Regions from separate parts of the Homo sapiens genome. Here region 1 is linked to region 2. Evidence: chromatin loops called from intact Hi-C (ENCODE). Cell type or tissue: natural killer cell. All regions are shown on one strand.

Region 1 (2,500 bases), 330 kb after region 2:
TGTAAAACGCAGTTGGTGACACCGATCTCCCAGGGTTGTTTCGATAATGAAAAGAAGCAGTAAGTATTCAGCAAATGGTAGCTGCTATTATCCTCAATTCTCCCCAAGTTCTGCCTTGCAAACAGGAAGGGCTTCTAGGGGAGCCTCTGGCCTGGCCTGAGGGCACCTTGGAGACTGCCCCACTCCAACCAGTCCGTAGGAATTGGCGAACAGCCCAGGCCTGCAGGGCTCCTATTTTTCAAACTTTTTTTTTTTCTTCACAAAGCCGTAGAAGCAGCCGCCCTGCAGCCTGCAGGGAAATCAACATCTGCCTGGAGCACCCTTCTGCCAGCCCCGCCCCTGGCCCGAGTGACCAGGGCAAATGGCAGGACTTAAGAACCAGAGATTCTCTGAACTGGCAGCAGCCCTGGATGGAGGGGTAGGCATGGGGACCTCATCTGTTCTCCAAGCTGGGAGACAGCTGTCACCATCTGCGTTTTCTAGAGGAGGAGTCCAGGGCCGAGGATTCCAGGTGTGAGCTTAAGTGCTCATTAGGGGAATAAGGACTGGGGAGGCTGAGTGGGCCCCTGTCAGGAAGAACAAAGCCCAATTCCATCTCCTGTACTTTCATCGCCGTTCTGAAAGCATCTGGCAGCGCACCAGCCAAGGAGGAGGTGTGCAGAAAATGCCAACAGCATCTTCATCTGCAGAGGCCCAGAGCTCTGAGGGAAGGCACTGACAGTGCTTGTCCTGAGCTTACCTCCCATCCCAGGAATGTCCTATCCCTCTAGCTCTTCCCTTGGAAGGTCGATCATCTTCCCAGGGGCTCCCCAGACCAAAAAGTCTGCGTTCTGCGAAGCCCGGCGGACTCTGTGCGGGCCTCTGCCCCCCACCAAGCCCAAGGCAGTGCTCCAGATTAGAACTTGAACCTCACCATCTCGAAGGAGCTAGCACCCTGCCGTGGGGGAGGGCAGGGTAGAGAGGAGTGCGGGGGCGCCTTTTCTGGCCGGCAGGACGGGGGCAGCCGGAGAGGTGCAATGCGGGCTCCCCCTCCCCACCCTGCAGCGGGGCCCTGCAGAAGGTACCGGGCGGAACACGCGTGCCCTCTAGTGGTCACAGAGTCAAACGTCAAGTTCCATCCTGCGGAGCGAGCATGGGATCCGGAGCCACAGCTGGAGCTGAGATCAGAAACCGTAGATCTAGCCCCATTGTTTTACCGGTGAGGAAAGGCCATGAGAGCCACACACAGAGAATAGGGACAAGCTGAGGCCAGAATCATGGTTCCTAGCCCCTAATCCAATATCTCCACGTAAGCCTGTGGCCTCACCAGAATCCCAGCAGCTCTAGGGTGCTGGCCTCAGACCTCCCGCCAGTCCGGGCCCTCATTAAAGACGAGGGGACCATGGCTCAACAAGGTCAGAGCTGTGAGCAAAACTCTGGTCTCTTGATTAACTCTCCTGCTTCGGGAAAGCACCCGAATGCATGGCCAAGGCCACAGAAAGGACTTCATCACAGCCACAAACCCTTACAAAATGCTTACAACGAGCCAGGCACTGTCTACATACTCTACATACATCACCTCATTTAATACTAACAAAACCTGTTATCGCTCCCACATTCCGGATGAGGAAGATGGAGCACAAAGAAGTTAAGAGACGAGCCCAAGTTCACGGCTAGTAAGAGGCGAAGCTAGAATCTGAAGCCAGCCTGCCTGGCTCCAGACTGGGTTGAGGCATTGAAGCTGAGTGGTGAAGTGAGCCCCATTCCAAGGCATCCGATCTCTTGCCGACTATATGGCAGGTCCAACTCCAGGCAGGCCCGCCAGCAGGGAATTGTACCATTTAAAGGAACCTCCATACAAGGGGGGCCCACAATCTTCCTGGTTGTCCCATTTGAGACCAGGTCTGGGGCCTGTGTCTCCTGATTTTCAACTCACAGAAGGGAAAAGATCATCAACGGGATGAGGCTTCTGATCTTAGATCCAAAACCTCAGCAGTGGCGGGCCACCCGCTGTCTCCAAGGCACATCTGGGCCCTCAGGCCTCGTGTCATCCACTGTTCTAACTAGCCCATCTTGCAGAGACTATAAAAATTTGCTCATCTGCCAAATGCTGTCTCTTGCAGAGACTGGAAGTTAATCTCTTCACTCCTCTTTCCACCCTACAGCAACCTATGAGGTAATTATTTTCTTCTTGGTTTTTTTTTTTTTTTTTAAGTGTCTAAACAGATGAACTGTCTCCCGGGGCAGCCCCTGCCTCCCAGGTGAGTGTGGCATCCAGCCCGTATCTCCGCACCTGCACTGCCTTACCATCCAGACCCTTCCTGCTCAAGGGCCTCCCCAACCCCGGCCACTCCAGTCCATCCCCGTGCAGCCAGGAGCAACCCACCCTCATCACTCCTCACCTCCAGACCTCCAACGGCTACCCACTGCTTTCAGGATCAAGTCCAGGCTCCTGGGCACAGCTTCCAAGCCCTTTGGCATCTGGGACCAACCTATACCCTAGCCTCATCCCCTGCCAGCC
Region 2 (2,500 bases):
GCACTCATGACTTGGTGAGGGTTCAAACAACCTAAGCACAAGCAGTTGACTTTTTTTTTTTTTGAGACAGAGTCTCGCTATCTTGCCCAGGCTAGAGCGTAGTGGCATGATCTCGGCTCACTGCAACCTCCGCCTCCCAGGTTCAAGTGATTCTTCTGCCTCAGCCTCCTGAGTAGCTGGCATTAGAGGCGTGTGCCATCATGCCCGGCTAATTTTTTGTATTTTTAGTAGAGACAGGGTTTCATCATGTTGGCCAGGCTGGTCTCGAACTCTTGACCTCAAGTGGTCCATCTGCCTCAGCCTCCCAAAGGGCTGGGATTATAGGCGTGAGCCACCACCAGTTGACATTTCTTGGACTCTTAGAGAATGCTCTGCATGTATTAATTCAATTGGCACAATTGAGTTAGTACAATTAGCAAGCACTACAACTAACGCAGGCCGAGAACCTGAAGCTTAATGAGGCTGACATGCACCAGAGTGAGTAGCAGGGCCTAGATCCTAACCCAGCATGGTAACTCCTCCACCACGTTGCCTCTGGGACGTGACTTTGAAGATCTCAACTGTGTCCTTCTCTCCAGGCCACCCTTCTGTGGCCATCCCTAGTTCATTCTGACAGCCAATACCCCATCAGAAATGTCTCTTAATATCAGACTAAATGGGGCCAGTAAACCAGTGTCCCTCTAGTCTAGCCAGCTGGGTGGAGAGGAGACTTGTGGTTTCCTGGGCCCTGAAGCGCTGACAGCCCTCCTTCAGGTACCCTTTACGTCCCACCTCAAAAGTCCCCAAGTCAGCTCTTCCCACAGGCTTTGGTTCAGAATCCTCCAGAAAGGTGGTTTGATTCTACAAAAGGAGTTTGAAGGCTGGTTCCACGAGCCTCAGCACCCCAGCCTCTGCTTCCCCAGAGGATGCGGAGGTCTCTGCTCAGGAGCTCATCAGTCCTGGTCTCTGGGTGGATGGCCCCAGGTGGGCTATCCTGGTGGAAGCAGGAGGCAGGGCCAAGAGGTGGCACCCAGGGATAGATTTCAATGGCAGGACACACATCTCACTCCTGGGCTTAAAGGAGCATGGTTAAGAGCCAGAGAGGAGACAGAGAGGCTTTTCCTGAACCAGGAAAGCCCAAGGCTGGGTGCTGTTTTCCATGTGGGGTGAAACTGGCAGTGGCCTGAACCCCTGGACATCCGTCCAGTCCAAGACCCTGATTGCCCCCAGCACGGTCACTACCTTCCTCCGGCCTTGAGCAAGCAGCCGCCACTGCACTTCACCTCTCGGCCACCAGGGGTCAGAACGACTGCATCCACAGCCACGTCAAGGCCCAAACCTTGATTCAAAAAGCCTTTATCAAAAGGTGGTAATTTGCTTTCAATGCTGTCTCATTTCACACTTGTATTTCCTTTGAATGCTACACTGTATCTTATATGTATAAAAATATATGTAACATACACATATAATGAGGCATAGTAATAATAGAAACACCCATAAACCAGCAGCTTAGGAAATGGAGCTTTACAAAGACTGCTGCAGTGACCTCTATTTCCCTCCACCCCATCCCCCTGCCTCTCTCCCAGAGGTGGCCAGTATCCCAAAAATATATATTTTTATTTTTATTTATTTATTTATTTATTTTGAGACTGAGTCTCCCTGTGTCGCCCAGGCTAGAATGCAATGGTGCGATCTCGGCTCACTGCAACTTCCACCTCCCGGGTTCAAACGATTCTCCTGCTTCTGCCTCCCAAGGAGTTTGGATTACAGGCATGCACCACCACACCCAGCTAATTTTTTGTATTTTTAGTAGAGACAGGGTTTCACCATGTTGGTCAGGCTCAAACTTCTGACCTCAGGTGATCCACCCACCTCGGCCTCCCAGAGCGCTGGAATTACAGGCGTGAGCCACCGCGCCTGGCTGAAAATACATATTTTTAATCATTCCCTTGCTCTTCTTCTAAAAAGCTGCCAATCAACAGATATAAAATTTCAGTTATGCAAAATGAGTAAGTGCTAGAGATCTGCTGTATAACACTGTACAGCATAATTAACAATATTGAATTGCACACTTCAAGATATGTTAAGAGGGTAGATCTCATAGTAAGTGTTCTTTCCACAATTTAAAATATACAATTCACACATCAGGAAGTTTGCCATCTTAAACTGTACAATTCAGTGATTTTTAGAACATTTACAAACTTATGCATTCGTCACCAATCTCGGGTTCCAAGACATTTCATCCTCCCAAGAAGAAACTTGTATCCATCGGCAGTCACCCCCGACTCCCCTTCCCTTCAACCCTGAAACCATTCATCTACTTTTTGTCTCAATGGGTTTGCCCACTCTGGACATTTCACATAAATGAAATAATAAAATACATGGACTTCTGTGTCTGGCTTTCAAGTTAGCATAATGTTTTCAGGGTTCATCTACCTTGTAGCATGTATGCATATTTTATTTCTCTTTATGGCTGAATAATATTCCACTGTATGGATATTCACCTTGCTCTTTGTCTTAA

The links. A loop is a pair of places that touch in the nucleus more often than their neighbours do. Peaks named below come from ENCODE experiments on the same cell type or tissue, not always from the same donor. Only the 100,000 strongest peaks of a DNase experiment are listed, where the experiment ranks them.
Region 1: a loop joins it to region 2, with 5 times the contacts of the local background. A loop is called at or near these places in 5 of 110 quality-filtered maps.

The regions. Positions count from the first base shown.
Region 1 is chr11:118,170,719-118,173,218 of GRCh38, forward strand. All of the region lies in intron 1 of SCN2B (sodium voltage-gated channel beta subunit 2), which reads right to left. Among named protein-coding and RNA genes, the nearest start is that of SCN2B, 4.7 kb to the right of the region's middle. In natural killer cell, CTCF peaks have their summits at 1,093 (motif pointing left) and 1,295; a DNase peak (open chromatin) is centred at 1,103.
Region 2 is chr11:117,842,889-117,845,388 of GRCh38, forward strand. All of the region lies in intron 1 of FXYD6-FXYD2 (FXYD6-FXYD2 readthrough), which reads right to left. All of the region lies in intron 1 of FXYD6 (FXYD domain containing ion transport regulator 6), which reads right to left. Among named protein-coding and RNA genes, the nearest start is that of FXYD6-AS1, 10 kb to the left of the region's middle. RefSeq lists an enhancer at 1-23. In natural killer cell, CTCF peaks have their summits at 1,257 (motif pointing right) and 1,456; a DNase peak (open chromatin) is centred at 1,283.